Regions from separate parts of the Homo sapiens genome. Here region 1 is linked to region 2. The links are chromatin loops, found by intact Hi-C in ENCODE. Cell type or tissue: Caco-2. All regions are shown on one strand. Links, peaks and the distances in the headings refer to the core of each region. The heading gives the core; the rest is flanking DNA. Region 1 overlaps IRF2 (interferon regulatory factor 2). Region 2 overlaps LINC02363 (long intergenic non-protein coding RNA 2363).

Region 1 (9,067 bases), core at 702-8,701, 110 kb after region 2:
TCGCAGCATAGGGCTTCACACACAGCTGTTCAAAATTGTCTGCTGAAGGAATGACTTCCTCTGAGGGTTTTATTTAAGATATTTGTTTGTAGAAGAGAGTCTTCAATTTAATTTCATCATTATCATGTTTGTTTTCACAGTACTTAAAACTAATTTTAAGGATTTTTAAAATCGTTGCCCCAAGCCTGAAGAGAATAAAAATTTTTGCAACTCCTCTTACCACTCTGCTTCACAACACATATATTATTTCTCTGTTTCTCACATATATTATGCATCTTCTTCCAATTATTTACAACTCAGTTATAATCCACACATGACCTTGCCAGGCTATAGTTTTCAATAAAGTTCAACTCTTCAAAAGGATTCAGCAAAACGAAAAATTTCCGCAGGACATAAAACTAAACCAACAATGAATTTGCTTCCATACAGTTGTGATATTTCACTGAATTTCTTTATCTACTATGGCTCTTGTAAGAACAAATGAATGGCTTCTCCTGCTGTCAACAATTCACAATAAATACACAAATGCTTTTATCCATTTTACTTAACAGATCTGTTATTACGGCAATATTTTTTTTTCATCCACTCAGTAATACTATTGAACCATGATTGAATGGATTATATTTAAATTCTTAAGTCCCCAAATGTTACTCTGAGGCTGTTTTTACTAATCTTTATCCTGAAATACCACAGAAGTGAAGAACTCTAAGGCTTTTTTCATGAGTCCCAAGCAGACAGAGCAGCCGCAATGATAAATTCACTACCATATCCGAGTCCCAAGCAGAGAGGCTACCACAAGGGCAGCCGCGAGGATAAATCCACTACCATATTCAAGCACTGCTATTTCTCCTCTCACAAGACATTTCTGGATTCAAAATACAACAGAAAAAAAATAATTATTTACTGCACAGTTCAACAAAACATACTAAGTACTTAACCTGGCTACAATACACTGAGCAGGTTACTTGATTTCTCCAGCTGAAAAAATGAAGGGAAGGGGCAGGCAATCGTTGCTACAGAAACTCCCAATTCCAGCATGGTGCGAGATTCTATCTGATTCTCACTTACCCATGCGCTCTGATTTACTTCACTCCAGCCTAAGTTAATTCCTCAAAGTGTGCTTCATCAGCTTCACAGCATCTCAAAATTCTAAAACAGAACTTTTTGCCACATGCTACATATACTGTAATGGGGAGAAGCTTAGTTTTTCAGACTTACTAGTGTGTCATTTTCAAAACCACAAAATGAATGACTCAAACCTACAGCTCAACAACAACAAAATCAAAAATGAAGAAAGCCCTTGAATAGACATTCCTCCTAAGAAGATATACAAATGGCTAGGAGCACATGAAGTGATGCTCAGCATCATTAATTACCAGGGAAATGCAAATCAAAACCATCGTGAGCTACCACTTCATACCTATTAGGGTGGCCCTATCAAAACAAAAAGATAATAATAACAAATGTTGGTAAAAGGTGTGGAGAAGCTGGAACCGGTGTGCATTGCTGATGGGGATGCAAAATGGTACAGCTATGGAAAACAATTTGGTGGTTCTTCAAATGTTAAACATAGGATTACCGTATGACCCAGCCATTCTACAGAATTGAAATAACTGAAAGCAGGGACTCAAACAGATACTTTTATACCAATGATCACAGCAGCCTTATTCACAATAGCCAAATTAATAAGAATCCCAGTATCTACCAACAGATGAATGGACGAACACAATCTAGGAATATTACTCAGTCTTACAGAGGAATGAAGCTCTGATGCATGCTACAACATGGGTGGACCTGGAAAACATTCTGCTAAGCAAAATAAGCCAGACACAAAAAGACAAAGACTGTATGATTCCACTTACATGAGACATCTCGAGTGGTCAGATTCACAGACAGAAAGTAGAATGCTGGCTGCCAGGGGCTGCGGGAAGCAGTTATTGTTTAATGGGTATAGAGATTCTGATCCAGATACTGAAAAAGTTCTGGAGATGGATGGTGGTGATGCTTAGGCAACCTTGTGAATGTAATTAACGTCACCAAATTATACACTTTAAGATGATTGTAATGGTAAATTTTGTTTTGTAAATTTTACCACAGTTTTAAAAAGAATGCTTCAACATGCATTTATGAATTCCCTACTTGCTGCCACTGTTTCCTTCAGTGCTTTTATGGATGATAATTATTCCTTAATTTCAGGCAACTTAAAGTATTCACTATAGCCAAACACACACACACGCATGCACGCACACACACACACACATGCACGCGCACACACACACACATGCACGCACACACACACATGCACACGCACACACACACACGCGAAGAGAGAAAAGGAAGCATTTTCAAAATGAAGTAAGGACCAGTTTCCCCTTCAAGGCAATGTCTTCTCAAGCCCTGTGAGGAGAGGGTACTAAATGATATCTAAAGTAGGACCTACGTAGAAAAAGAGCTACATAAAATCCCTTTTAGATCGACGTGGGGAAGCAAACAAAGGAACTTACAAATACACTCTATTAGGCTGTTATTTTAAATAAGCAACAGTAACTCTAGAGCACTAATGGGAAGCCTTAAAAAAACCTTTTTATTTTGAAATTATTTCCAATCCACATAAAAATTTCAAAAATAGTGCCAAGAGTTCCTGGATATCTTTCATCAGCTTCCTTCACTTTACCGCGGGGGGCAGGAGTACTGATTCTGCAGCTCTGCTGGTTACAGTGTCTCCCCACAAGGGAAGGGTAAGTAGAGAGGGGAGATAATTATCAGGATTTAACCCCATCAGTTTTCCTTAATGACACCAGACCATAGTTCCATGTTCCAAACTAAATGTGGGAGAATTGTGGAAAAACAGAAAGAACAACAAAACAATATGTTGTTCTATGCCTATTTTACAATCTATTAAGAGTCTGTTTTAAAAAAAATAAAATGTATACACTTGGCAAAAAAATCTGTCACATTAGCACTGCGGCTTCCCCTACAATCTGAAACAACCCCACAGGGCCCATGGAAGAACTATAAAAGGGATTCACAGATAAGTAAAATCGTTTCTGGAACTGTCATCTTACTTGCCTAATTGTGTTTTCTCTATCTGGAAGAATTAGGCTCCTAACTGTAAGGAATGCAGACCATCTACCTACCTGGCTACCTCAAATCGAAGATAATTTTCTTTCGTTTTATACCTCCCTCTACATATCGTTAGCACTGAATAAACACCTGCTAAATAAATGACTGAATGGATGAATGATCAAAATAGTCAACGGTTTCAGCTGAGCACTCTCCTCTACCCGCCCCCCCACCGCCCCCCAACCCCCAACCCCCATCTCCCAAACTGCGAGGACTTTCAAGAAAAACAAAAATCGCAATGCATTAAAAGCACCTGTAAGTTAAGTAAATCCTCTCCTGTAACATTTTCAATTCACCCTGACTTCACCAATAGTCAGGATGACCACACCCAAAAGTGGAAAAAATGGGTCAGCTACATTCCCTACAGGGACCTTCCTCGCAGGCTTCCCAAGTTTCCACCCGCCTACAATGGAGAGAAGAAAGAGGAGCAGCAGTCCTGCCCCACATCCCCAGGTGTCCAGCCTCCGTCTGCCTTCTAGGGCCTTACCTTCAAAGGTCAGCTAAACAGTGTGTATGAGTTAAGTTTTCCCATATGAACAAAAATCCCAGCATCCTAAGAAAGAGCCAATAGAGATTTACCTTCAGGACTATTATTTTAAAGTGAGATTACACTTTGCTGTTCTTCTGTCAGTTGCAAATCCCCAAACCTACTAGAATTCACTTAAAACTAATCTACAGTGTTTTCATTGGAAGAAAGCAATCAGGAAAGCTCTGAGCCACTGAGCAGCTGGGAATTTCGCTGCTGAAGGTTTGGTTTAGTCTTTATTTTTCTAGCTGCTGGCCCTGCTAACATGATTCCATGAAGGTCGCATTTAATCTTGCAGAGAAAAGCTACCTAAGCAGTTCTTAGGTAGTCTTCAGTAAAAATAAATTGCCTTGGCTCTCTGGATAAGTCTGTTGCTTCAACCCAACAATTACAGTCAAAGAGAACAAATGAAGGCAACTGTAAAATACTATACTTGATTTCAAAAGAATTTCATCGCCTAGATGTTGTGGGCTGTGTTTGTTAATAACAAAGTTATTGTTAACAAAGAACCCATGGAAAAAGTAGCAGCTTCCAAATGTTTATCTTCAGGTCATCACCAAATATAGCTTATTTATCCCTACAAGAAAGTATTAGGATCATCATTGGAACTTAAACATCAAAAGAAGAAACTGATAATATTTTTTAAAGGTCTGGATACAAAGGAGAAAAACCGAACAATTTTTCACCTTCTGGGTGTGGAACCCCTAATACAAAGTAACAAATCCTAATGCAAAGTGACAAATCCTAATGTTTATGTGTTCAATTCATATACCATTAGGTTTCTAGTACAAACTAGATCTGTGCCACCCTTCCTGAGCTGGAATTCAGCCTTTCAAGCTAACCTTTGCTTTACAGCTGAAAATCAAATAAACTAATATTTATCTAGGTCTTAAAGGTGTCAAACACCGGTGAGGAATGCAAATAAATCGGACTGGATCCTGGCTCTCAAATAACTTACCACATAGGTGATACAAATGGAAAAATTCAAATAATCTAAGATTTTCATAACAGTTCAAGAGTCTAGAATGAAACATTCATCTCATCAAGATGCAGATAGCTAACTACCCTAGGAATGGGATGTAGAGTATGCTGCTTCTATAGAAATTCAGAGCATTTCATTGTTTTAGGCTGAAGAGATCAGGTATGGTTTGTGGGGAGAGCCACAGGGAGATTCATACAGTTATGACCAAAATAACCACTCCAACTCTACTTTCCTTCAGTCCTTTCAGGACTGTACTACAACTTTCCCCTGTATTGTCTTCACACCTTGATTGATTTCCTTATGCTGCACCAACCAAGATGGTAGCCACCAGCCACATGGGTCTACCATGCCCTTGGAATGTGGCTGGGCTGAATTAAGACGTGCTATAGGTGCAAAGGACACATTGGATTTTAAATACTCAGTATGAAAAATGGATACAAAATATCTCATTAGTATTTTTACATTAACGACATACTGAAATATTTTAGATAAAATTAGTTAAATGAGATATATTATTACAATTAATTTTACCTACTTCTTTTTACTTTTCTAAGTGGCTACTAGAAAATTAAAACTATACATGTGGCTCACATTATATTTGTATTGGACAATATCGTGCATATATATATATTTTTTTTTTGATGGGCTGTGGTACGGCATTCAGCCTCTGAACTCATAATGGTCATGCCCAATCCTACTTCCGTAGCAATCCAAAAACGTCTCCATGTTCATAAAGAGAGTGAAACTATTCTAATATTTTTTCAGATAAAAATTGGAGATTTGAGGTCTTCAGTTTGAAAAGTCAGAGGTCACACTCTGATTAAGCTCTACTGTCATTCTCCAACAGGGGTCTGGTAAAGGCAGGTGTGAGGGGAAAATACAACTTCTCAGGCTTCTTTCCAGACTCCTATAAAATGCCTTCACCTCCTAACACACAGAAATGAATAGAATATAAAGGGAAAAAATGTATAGGACACGAAGATAGGGAATGCATATGATGCGAAGATAGGGACCGTTTATGACATGAAGATAGGGACCGTATAGGACATGAAGATAGGGAATGTATTGGACATGAAGATAGACAATGTACAGCATATGAAGACAGCGACCATTTAGGACATGATGATAGGGAATGTATAGGATAGGAAGATATGAAGATAGGGAATGTACAGGACATGAAGATGGGGACTATATAGGATATGAAGATGGGGACTGTTAAGAAATGAAGATAGGGAATGTATAGGATATGAAGATGGAGACTGTTCAGGACATGAAGATAAGGAATGTATAGGGTATGAAGATGGGGACCATAAAAGGTCTGAAGATAGGACCATATATGACATGAAGGTAGGGAATGTATAGGATAGGGAATGTATGGGATATGAATATAGGAGCCATATAGGATATGAAAATAGCGACTGTATAGCATATGAAGATAGGGAATGTACAGGACATGAAGATAGGGACTATACAGGACATGAAGACAGGGAATGTTCACTCTCACTTCCCCTACAAACATTTTATACTTCACTTACCATGAGAATTAGATCTGTAGCCATTTGTGTACATTAAATGCTCTTTTCCAAAAGGATAATAAAACCTCTAATCTCCTCAAGAGGACCAAATAATTTCACCTTGGTTCCCAAGGTGCTGGGAAGACGTATCTCCCTAGGCATGTGTATTTCAAAAAGCATGAAAAACAGACCTTGGAGACATCCCCAGGTTACAAGTGTCTCACATTCTGAAAGGTTAGGATAAGACCCCTGGAACCTTTTCATCCCATGTCAGGGGAGCTAAGGTGTTTGTCTGTTTGGTTTTCCTTTTTCTTCTTCTTTTTTTTTTCTCTCTCTCTCCTTTTGGGACGGGAGAGGGACAGCTGCTCTGTCCCTGTCAACAAAGTGTAGCCCACATGTACATTCCATTAGTTTTCAGTGTCACCTAAGGGTCAAGGTTTAGGGGCCTGACACAATAGTGTCACTCAGGCTGTTGCCCCAGTTGTAAATATCAACAAGGAACTCTTTTCTCCTACCCAGGGGTTTTGTGTTTCTGCAGTATTCATATGTATAAAGAATGTTAACTGTGAAGTGAAATCATATCTCAAGCCCTTCACAGTTACTGACAAAACATTATGTCCCAACCTCACCAAAAAGCCACCAATCTAAGTGTCTCCAAGTAGCCACAGCTGTCTGAGGACAAAGGCTTCCAAGAGCCTGGCCAGGAAAGCCCTGGCTCTAGAGCCTGCTCCACACATGGAGGCAGAAAGGCTCGAGAATGGCCCCGTCCATGCACAGCCTCCTCCTCGGCAGCACCCAGTGTGTTTTTCCTAACCTTACGTGGACCAGAGGTGAGGGCAGAGATGACATATTAGCACTCTCTTGAGAATATTTTTCTGGTTAAAAGGGTAATTGGTAATTGTGCTTGCTGTTTTAAATTTGGAAAATACAAAAATGTTTCAAGAAGGAAAAAAAAAGCCAAACACCCACAATTTCACCATCAAAAAGATATGTTTTCTTCCAGGTTTTTAAAAATACCCCAATATACACATATGTTTTAAAAATAAAACTAGAAGCACAATTTCATATCCTTTTTTCCCCACCCAATCAGCATAGATCATAAATATTTTCCCATCACTAAACGCTGCTCGAAAACACGAGCTTTATAAGCTACCTATAGTCTGTCTGGATGTGCCGTAATTCGTTCAAATGTGTCTCTATTGTTGGATATTTAGCTTGTTTCCAAGTTTTTACATAACAAAAGCTAATTCAATAAACATCCGTGTACATACATCTTTGTTCCCATCTCTGGTTACTTCACGTAAGTAGGTTCCAAGAAGCAGAATTTCTGGAACAGAGAGCTTAACATTTTTAAGACTTTAAGTATATAGCACCAAGGTAAATTCCAGAAAGTTTATTTCAATGTAGAATCCTGACTACAGTCACTGTGGAGTACTCAGTGCCCCACTCAGTGACCCACACTACCCACTTATGGAATTCATAGTTCAGTTTTAACTTGTCCCATCTGGTTGTTTTTTGTTTTTTGTTTTTTTTTTGAGATGAAGTCTCACGCTTGTCACCCAAGCTGGTGCGATCTCGGCTCACTGCAACCTCCGCCGCCTGGGTTCAAGCGATTCTCCTGCCTCAGCCTCCCGAGTAGCTGGGACTACAGGTGCCCGCCACCATGCCCAGCTAATTTTTGTATTTTTAGTAGAGACGGGGTTTCACCATGTTGGCCAGGCTGATCTTGAACTCCTGACCTCAGGAAATCCGCCCGCCTCGGCCTCCCAAAGTGCTGGGATTACAGGCGTGAGCCACCGCGCACGGCCAATCCCATCTGTTCTTTAGGAAAACACATTATCAGCCCATTCTATTTCCCTGATTCCATATTTACCTCCCACAATCTCAATAGCACAATTACATTGATTTATCATTACAAATTACAAATATGAATGCATTAAATTATTACATGTGCCCTGAAAATACATACATCTATTATGTATTATTTCAAGAGTTTAAAAATAAAATAAAACAGTACCAAGGAAGATCAGTACGGGGGGAGAAGGCCTAAGAGAGCTATTACCGTATTTCCGTGGTTGCCTCCAAAGGCAATTTTAGATTGAGTTTGGGGCCTCACATAGTGAGTATCAGTTTCCCCATCCCCAAACAATGCATCAACATCAGCACACTTATACATTCTGAGAAATGCACCATTAAGCAATTTTGTCATTGTGTGAACATCACAGAGTGTACTTACACAAACCTACATGGTATAACCTCCTACACACCCAGGTTTATGGTATGGCCTATGGCTTCCAGGCTGCAAACATGTACTGCAGGTTACTGTACTGAGGACCGTAGGCCACTGTAGCACAATGGCAAGTATCTGTGTATCTAAACATAGCAAAAGGTAAAAGTATGATATTATCATCTTATGGGGCCACAGTCATGTGTATGGCCCATTGATGACCTAAACGTTGTGATGCAGCAACATCACTGTACCCTAAGGTGACTTCAGCCATGTCCAAGTGACAACTACTCACAACTTCATGTTTCCTGGTGGTATAATGTCAGCAGCTGCCTAGCAGTTTTCCCATCAGCCTTTCTCATCCCCAGGATAAAAGGATCTGATCCCACAGTCAGCAGTGGAGGGTCCTCCAGTCTTTCAACTGGTCCTTGAGTTATCACTAATTGCCTAACCAACTTCACCTCACCCCTCCGATCTCTAAAACTCTTTCAGTGACATTTATGCAAAGACAGAAAATCTCCCTGCCTGATTGTCTCTTCACTCTCTCCCATTCAAGAATCCAGGAGTCACTAGTCACCTATTTTCCTTCTCATCACCCCATCCCCCAACTCTCACTTTCCACCAGCCTCCCATTGCTATCCTTTCACCCGACACACCCATCATATCTAGGTGTTAAGACACTCTTATCACCACTG
Region 2 (9,067 bases), core at 748-8,747:
AGTAGAAGAAAGTTAACCTAGGAAATGGGCTGCAAATGTGTTGAAGAGCTGGAGGAGAATAAAAGGGGAGAGCTGAGATCATTCAGAGACCAGTAACTGCAGGAAGCTACTACTACCGTCCTAAGGCTGGCTGAACAAAAGGAAATATGGTGTGATCCACAAAGAGTCGGTGATTGCTCGGTGGCTGAAGCTGCTGTGATACTTGCTGCTCCACGGCCGTTATTGGAAATCTTTCAGGAAGCCGAGAAATTAAACTCCCACCAAGGGCTGCCTGTCACGGACACTGATGCTGCCAGATCCAGAGCCCAGGAACGCCCTGCTGCAGAGGCTGCGAGAGCACTCCCTGCCCCCACTGCTGTTGAAACTCCACCTGAGCAGAAACTCAGTCACCTACTGCCGCTGCTACTGCTATTGCCGCAGCTGCTGCCACTGCTGCTACTGCTGCCACTGCCAGAGACTTCAACAGAAGGAGAAATAAAATCAGCTTCTTTCTCCCTTCTACCCTCCTTCCAAGCTCCCACCAGTGTCTCCCATTGGCAGAGGCTACTGGGAAGCAAGCTGGCTGGGGATTCTGGGAAATGTAGTTTGCAGGCTTCCAGCTCCTACAGAGAAGGGCAGGGAGAGTGGGGTGGCATTGAGAGCCGACAGGCAAACAGGCAGTACCATGTGAAACACAGACGTTTCGCAGAGCGCCGCTGCGTGTGTGCCTCTCTAGATGCTTTCCGTTTGGGTCTCGTTGAAGCAAAGTGAATGTATGTTGAATGTTTCAAAATTCTTAATGGAATACTGTCACACCACATTTAACCATCTGGCAATCAAATCCCTATTCCTTCTGGCCATTTACTCCTTTCCTCCTTAGGTTTGGCATTGGATGTGTAAATTCTGGAAAAAAAAAAAAAAACCTTTGCGTTTCACACTCCACTTTGCAGAACACCAGTGGAGTCTTTCCGGTCTCCTGCCTCTTATCCTCTTGAAAGTGCTTCATTAAATACCCAAGGGGCTGGATATATTGCATGGGACATCTTACGCAAAGGGATACATAGATTCCTTGTATTCCCTTAAGTAATCTCAAAAGATGCTCCTGGTTTTTCTTCAAAATTGTCTACGATTTTTTATTTTATCTATGATTACACACCTAGTCTGCTACATCTGTGATAATGCAAAAGGCTATTCTATTAAACTAGCAATGGCTGTCCCTTATGAAATGAGGTCACTTCCTCTTTAGACCTGAGCACTGAGAACATTAGATTATTCTTCGATTTTCTCTTAGGTTTATTGAGCCTGATTGTTCCTTCATGGGCTGAAATCATGCTGCTCTCTCCAAGAACAGCCCTGAGGAGGGGGCGAGTGGGAGGCTGTGATAGCTCAGAACCACTCCAACAAATAAATCAAAATCCAAAATAGAGCTGCTGTGAATTGGAAATCCTTCAGTATTTCGGATTTCCAACTCAGAGCATGGTCAGAGCTCAGGAGGAAACTTTGTTCCTACCCCAGAATTGGATCCTCAGGTAAAATCAAGTGACAGAACAGCGAGGGTAGTCATAAAGACAGAAAGTGAAGGGAGGCTTGTTTTGCCAGGGACAGTCCCACAGCCTTGCCATGGAGCCTCGTGTCTGCCTCCGCACCTGGCTGAGTCGCCCAGTGCCTGGTAGGCCCCTCCTATGGCAGTGACAGTTGCATGAGGCAGAGGTAGGGGCAGATGCAGGGGTGGCCAGTGGTCCAGTACAGGGTTCAAGGGATGCAGCTGCCTGTGAGGCCATCACAGGGATGAGGGATGGCATATTTCAAAGAAGTTTAAAGACAGAAACCAACAGGTATCAAGTTCCTATGATGGGACAGGCATGCTCTATCACTTTTCATTTTAATCCTGACAGTAACCTTATGACATTATCTCCTTTTTAGAAACAGGAAAACAGATGATCTTGCATCTGGCAAGCCACCTAGCCAGGACGCAATGCCCTGTCTCTGACACCCACATGCCCCTGAGGCGAATCCCGGCACTAGCTCCTCCTAGGACAAGCAGGAGGGACAAATAACCTTCACTGATCAGCTGTCATGCGCCAGGCATTGTGCTATGTGTCTGACATATGTTACCTACTTTAGACCTCCCCAGCACCCTGAATCATAGGTCCTGGTGTTCCCATTTTACAGGGTAGGAACATAAAGTCGAATGTTATAAATGTGTACAGGCAGGGGATTTGAACCCGGGCTTACTTATTCCAAAGCCAGATCTTTCTGTGGCATCAGCAGCTTCCTGATCTATTTTGGGAGTGGAGATGTAAGCATTGAAGGTCAGGAAGAGGGCTGGGCAGAGCAGGCCAAGAGCTGGATGATTGGTTTGGACACAGTGTGTGGAAACAGGAGAGCCTTGGGGCCTGGGGTGACTGTGCACTTGTCACAGCTGTCTTGCTCTTTGTGGCCTCTTCCCTGCCAGTGTCTCCCAGGGGTTAAGAAAGGCTTGAGCCGCTTTTATTTTTCCCCTAGAACAAGGTACAACAAGGCTGAGGTCCCAGCCAAATGTTTCTGGGCCCACAGTGGGCCCTCTTGCTGCCGCTCCTCCTGCCTGCACCTAAACCTGTGGGACCCCATGTAGCAAAAGCTCCTTTCAGCACAAGCAAGGACTCCCTTCTCAGGAGGCCTCCCTCCTCAATACAGAGGTCAGGGCCAGAGCCTACTCTTTAATTCATATCCCCGAAGACCCTTTACATCACTTACACCCAGGAGAGGGTCCATAATTATCTTCCCACTAACTGAAAAAACACATTAACCTTTTAAAACAAAATCCCCAGGGTTTTAGGAAAAGTGTAATCACTGAGGTCAACTTCGTGGGCTTACACTGGGATTTGTGAGCAACATTTTAAATAACTAAAAAGCATTAAGTAGTTAGTGACATCTAACAAAATATAAAAAGTAGACTATAAATATATGACCATTTTCTTTTTTATTTTATTATTATTATTATTATTTGAGACATAGTCTTGCTGTGTCACCCAGGCTGGAGTGCAGTGGCGCAATCTCAATTCACTGCAACCTCAACTCACTGCAACCTCCGCCTCCCGGGTTCAAACGATTCTCCTGCCTCAGCCTTCCAAGTAGCTGGGATTACAGGTGTGCACCACCATGCCTGGCTAATTTTTTGTATTTTTAATAGAGACGAGGTTTCACCATGTCTCTGGTCTCAAACTCCTGACCTCAAGTGATCCTCCCACCTCGGCCTCCCAAAGTGCTGGGATCACAGGCATGAGCCACTGTGCCCGGCCAAAATATGACCATTTTCTAAAGTCTCTTTCTTTTAAAATTTGGTGTCATGAAACAGTATTTCCTGCCTACAACTTGTAGTCATGTCCTCACTCCAGAATGTACCCTGCTCTCCTCTGAAGAAGAAAAAGAAGACAAAAAAGGAAATCATGTACTATTGGGAAATTGCTGGTTGAAAACTTCTCCTAACTCAATATTTTGTCCTCCTACCCTAGTTCTGTGACAAAGCTCAGTGGTCAGATCATTACACATTTAAGCCAAACAGAACTCAGAAATGGGAGGAGAGACACACCAACACAGAGAAAATCTAAGATCATAAAATAAGCTATTCTAGCCACGTTTTCCATTCTAGGTGAATATTGCCTATAGAAAAATGTTTTTAAACACGATTTTGTGAAAAACTGCTACTGGGAAGCCGCTGACACGAAAAGGATGTCCTCTTGGTGGGGAATTTAATCCCGTTTTTGGTATTTCGTGTCCATTACATTTTCAACAGGTGATCAGGAAAGCAGTGCTGGTGCTGGTGTGATTTCTCGACTTTACAACAGGTGCATACAGGGCATCCAATGAGAGTTTGAAAACATGCATCCCCAGTGATCATTTCTTAGGAGATAGTTGAGGCTGTTTTGTAACTCTCAGTGGCTGCCATAGGCATTTTCACAATGTTGCTTTCCTGTCTTTAATTTTAGTTCCTCTTTGAGCTGTGGAACAGCTAACACTGCTGCAGAAATGACCTTCCGCCATGTTCTGGAGTCTTCAGCTCCAAATGGGATTGGTCAGGGCCAGTGCGTGACACACTGCCTTGCAGACGGAAAGCCTTTGTCAGTGAATTCTCAGTGGTGTCAGATTTCTATTCACTCAAGAACACACCCAGAAACCTGGAGAAACAGCTCTTGCAGAGTAATACCGACTCTCCCTCCTCCTGCTTGTGCACTGGCCCAGGCAGAGAGGAAGGAAGTCACAACTTAAAAATAAAATTCACACATAAGCTTTTGGCCAACATTTACATCTTAATAACCTGAAGTCCCATGGGGTCCCACGCTGAGCTTTGTCCATGACATTCACAGTGTTCACACACCTCAGACCATCTCTTCTGGGATCTTCCTGGGAGGGCTGCCCCAGCAAAGCGAGCAGTGCTGCCCTTTGCTGAGAAAAGGTCTCCCCGTGGCCGGGCTGGAGCCCCACGCGTGTGCTCTTATGTGCTGCTGCTGTGTCCATCTGCCTTGCAATAAATTCCCCAGGCTTTATCAAATGGCCTTGGCTTTAGAATTTGCCCTTCGGGACACTAATGGTAGAGGAAATAGCTTGTCATTAGATCAAAAAAATTGTCATGAAAGTCCCTGCTCTTCTGCAAAATTAACAAAGCCAAGGCCTCCTCCCTTGGAGCCTGCCTCACCTGACAGAGGTGTGTCTGGCAACGTCTGGACGCACCTGGGACCCAGAGCAGCCAGCGGGAGGCTTTCGGGCCCCCTCAGCAAGAGGAAGTGCATTTGAACACCTGGAAACAAAATGCATGTCTCCGGACTGCCCTTCAGTAAAACATTGCTTCCAACTCCTGATATGCAGCTTTATTTTCATTTTTTAGATTATCTCTCGGTAATAGCCAGGACATAACTCATGGCTGACTCCTTTTCTAATTCTCCAACTTGCCTCAGTGCCTCCCAAAGCCTAGTCCCCGATGGTAAGGCTCTGTGACCCAGCGGTCAGGGTGAGGCCCATGGCAGTCGCCTGGTTCTATTAAGAAACCTCTATTTGTAGTCCTGCGCTTCATTAGATAAACTGGTTTTCTGCATGTAGACTGCAAGTAATCACCGCATACAAACAAAATGAACTCTGCCGCCTAGCACTAGATAAGTAATGCTTCAGAAACTATTACTCTAGGCCTCTTCATAAACTCAGTCCCTTCCCAGCCGCCTCCCCACCCCACCCCCTGGCTAAAGTGAACGTGTACTTATTTGCTGGCTGAAATTCTGTCTATCCTGGTTTCACAATCCTCCCTGCCTCAGTGTCAGAAGTCATATAGTTGCACAGACAAGCTTATCTTTTGGCAGCAATTTCTAAAACAAATGTAAGTCCTTTGCTTTTCTCTCCCCTGCCAACCCCCGACACTGTACTGCATCGCATAAGCTTCCAAGCTTGCTTTTAAAGCTTCGTCCTTGAGCACATGGGACATGGAAAAATACTGCCTGATAGGGTGGCTAATCTAGTGGGATGATTGGAGATCAGTGGATTAGGGAGACTGTGGCGTCAATTGAAGATCAAGGTCCACTGTGCTTCATGCCACTCCTTTAGAACACAAAGGCCAATATCATTCTTGCCACACCAGCTTAAAACCCGATACCTCGGAAGCAGGTTAGGCAAGGCAGCACAAGGACTTGCTGAACCCAGAGCAAGCAAATATCCCCACCTGCAAGCCTGCTTGGCAGAGCAGGGCTGACAGTGGGGCACAGAGAAAGTTACCTCAACCATTCTGTACTCCTCTTGCCTTTAACGAGCCCCCATTTTAACCAAGTTTCATCCCTCCTCTTTTTAAAGCCTCTCGAAGGACCCATAATTGCCCTTGATAGAGCTCCTTCACATGTAATTTGAATGTAATTCACTTACATAGTCAATCTGATCAGCACTTACTAATCCATTGCCTATAACTCATTTTTCATTATTATTTCTTGAATGAGTGATTTAAAAAATTGCATATGCATATCGTTCCCAAGTCTCTCTCTGAGCCTCTTTGTGACGGGGATGGAGTAAGCACCAGCTTGTATTTCCTTCCTAGTTCCCCTTCCTGCGGCGCTTCCCTCTTGGGGAGATTTCGGTGAATGCTGAAGATACTTTCTTGGGCAGAAATGAAGGGGCTTTCCATCCTCTGTGGAAGAACCACATTGACAAGCCCCCCAGCACCCCACCTTCTTATTCCCAGTTGTGTGACCTCAGTTTCCCTGACCGTCTCTGTGCCTCTCCTCGCAGCCCTCTTGAGGACTTGTTTCTCCACCCCATGGCTGCTCTGCCAGGCATGGTCTAGGCCTGGACATCAGCAGTCACCAGGTTTGCTTCCGAGGAGCAGCGGCAGCAGGAGGAAGTCTGAAGCTGTGGTGAATGTGCTCCTTTTGGAGCAGGGCCCAAGGCCAACCTGAGTCCAGGAGGAAGAGATGAAGCAGGACAGCTGCAGTGGAGGATGAGGACAGGGGGACGCAGAAGCACCTTCCTGCTGAAGTGTACCGTGAGGGGGTGTGGGGACCACACTTGGGGTTCTGCAGCAGCAGCTGGAGAAGAGGGTCACCTCAAATTGCAGAGGATGCACTGGAAGGCAGAAGGGGGAAAGAGACTCAGAGAGAAACAGGGGGAGGGAGAGTAGGGAGAAGCAGGGGGAAAGGGTGAGGGGAGAGAAAAGAATTACCTGCACAAGATGGCCACTTGGATGGAGGATGAGGAATAGAGAGCCCGGAAGGCGAGAAATAGGTCTAAATTCATGGCACACATTCATACACAGGAGGCCTGGATCTCTGTGGGCGCTGGGGTGTGTGTGCACCGAAGGTCCACCTGGCCTGTAGTTGGTATGTCGATGAGGCCTTTTCCCTCTCAATGTCCTGTGATAGCCGGAAGCATTATAATTGCTTAAAGGATGGTGGCTAGAAAAGTTGAGAAAGTACATATTCCCTAGAGTGCTCTGCTATATTTTTCTACGTTTTTATTTCCTCCAAGAGTGACAATCCCTCAAAAGCTCAGGAGGCTGCTTTGAAGGGGGAATTAGGGGCCAAGAGGCTTGAACGCCAAGAGAGGGAGCTGCGCTATCTCTAGGTGTGAGAATAGGGCTGGCCCAGCCTCCTGAAGAGGGGCTTCTCCAGGCCCAAGCCCAGGACCAACAGCAGCTGTGGGTGTGGGAGAGCGGCTGCTCTGGCCAATAGGACTACACCAACTGGGGTGTCTGAGCCAAACAAAGCCCACCAGGGACACCCCATGTTGGATCGGGCACCATATTTTCCTCCTTCCACCTGGAAAGTGATGCTGTAAGCTCCCGTCTGACTCATTCTCCAGGCTCAGCTTGAGCCCACCTCCAGCAAGAGGCCTCCCCAACCTGCTCCCACCCTCATTTAAACCAACAGCCCTCATGGCATCTACCAATTACAGTTTGCTGTTCATCAGTTTTTCCAAGCAGATTAATATTTTGAGGCCATGAGCAGTAGGGTTTTCAGAATTAAATAGAAAACTTTAGCACTGTTTGAAAACTTTAAGAAAAAAATCGGACTACCAGCAGAAGTGTCTTCCATGAGTGCTTTATACTTTTAAACTGGACTTTTTTTTTTTAATCTGGGAAAGTTGCAAATGAAGATGAAGAATCTGCAAAGACGTATCCCCCGGTGTTTAAAAAGAAATGCTTGGCCAAACAGGCTACCTTCAGGTTGTATTTTTTATTTTAATGAAGCAGGTCGGTCTCAGAAAGAAATGTCATAAAGAAAATGTGGCACATATACACTGTGGAATACTACGCAGCCATAAAAAAGAATGAGATCACATCCTTTGCAGCAACATGGATGCACTGGAGGACATTATTCTAAGTTAATTAACTCAGAAACAGAAAACCAAATATCGCATGTTTTCACTTGTAAGTGGGAGCTAAACATTGGGTACACATGGTCAAAAAATGGGAACAGTAGATACTGGGGAATACAAAAAGCAGGAGAAGGAGAGGGGGTTAAGGGTTAAAAACTACTATCTATTGGGTACTATGCTCACTACCTGGGTGACAGATTCATGTGTGCTCCAAACCTCAGCATCATGAAATTACAGCTTTGTAATAAACTTGCCCACGTACCCCCTAATTCTAAAATAAAAGTTGAAAAAAAAAAGAACACTTCATTTGCAAGGAGGAAATCAGAAGCCCAGGGTATAAAACTGCAAAGGATGTACGGTGGGAGGGAGATGTGACGCCAGTGGAGATTTAACTGTATCGATTATACTGATATTTCAACTAGCATCGTTACTGTTCTTGGTAATAGTAACAAGGCTCTGGTTATAAGTTCCGTTAAGTTTTGAATGGTCTGCCCACCTCTACTTTTCCCATGAGCTAATTATTTTTCACCCTTCGTTTTCCAGAAACGAGAGTTTTCATGGGCGATGAGGCGGATGAACGTATGAGATTGCAGTAGAAGCTCCAGTATGCGGCGATTTCTGGCTTATTGACCTATGACACTTTTTTTCTGGATTCTTATCTCATTTAACTTTGCTATTTGTATTAGTTTCCAAATGCTACTATAGCAAATTTCCACAAGCTTAGTGGCTTAAAACAACCCAACTGTGTTATCCTACAGTCTGAAGGTCAGAAGTCCAAGTTAGGTCTCACTGGACTAAAATCAGGGTGTAGACAGGGCTGTGTTCCCTCCCGCCTTGGCCAGCTTCTAGAGATGCTCTCACTCCTTGGTTCAAGGCCCCTCTCGTCTTCCAAAGAGAGCCATGTCCGGTCTTAACTCGCATTAACTCCAACTATCTTGACTCTTTTGTCCACTTATCAGGACCCTGTGACTACACTGGGCCCACCTGGATAGTCTAGACTCATCTTCCCATCTCAGATCTTTAACTTAATCTCATCTGCGAAATCCCTTTTGTCATGTAAGCTAATGCTCACAGGTCCGGGGATCAGGATGTGGACATTTTAGGGGTGTCATTATCCTGCCTGCCACGCTGTGGTTATTCACCTTTCTATGTGTTCATGCTTTGGCACCCCCAGCAGATGGGAAGCTCCTCTGGGGAGTGGGGTACTGCTTCTTTGTCATTCTGTTCCCCATAGCAATTGCCCAATTCAGATACTCAGAAG

Evidence for each region. Peaks named below come from ENCODE experiments on the same cell type or tissue, not always from the same donor. Only the 100,000 strongest peaks of a DNase experiment are listed, where the experiment ranks them.
Region 1: it touches region 2 in a loop (7-fold over the local background); 37 of 110 quality-filtered maps call a loop at or near these places.

Annotation. Positions count from the first base shown.
Region 1 is chr4:184,458,398-184,467,464 of GRCh38, forward strand. All of the region lies in intron 1 of IRF2 (interferon regulatory factor 2), which reads right to left. Among named protein-coding and RNA genes, the nearest start is that of IRF2, 12 kb to the right of the region's middle. In Caco-2, for the core only: no CTCF peak of the experiment used is centred there; no DNase peak of the experiment used is centred there.
Region 2 is chr4:184,343,437-184,352,503 of GRCh38, forward strand. LINC02363 (long intergenic non-protein coding RNA 2363) reads right to left here. Exons shown (of 3, transcript NR_040108.1): 2 at 6,653-6,842. Among named protein-coding and RNA genes, the nearest start is that of LINC02363, 6.0 kb to the right of the region's middle. RefSeq lists a silencer at 1,813-1,882 and enhancers at 3,940-4,234, 3,982-4,031, 4,112-4,461. In Caco-2, for the core only: no CTCF peak of the experiment used is centred there; DNase peaks (open chromatin) are centred at 5,215 and 5,525.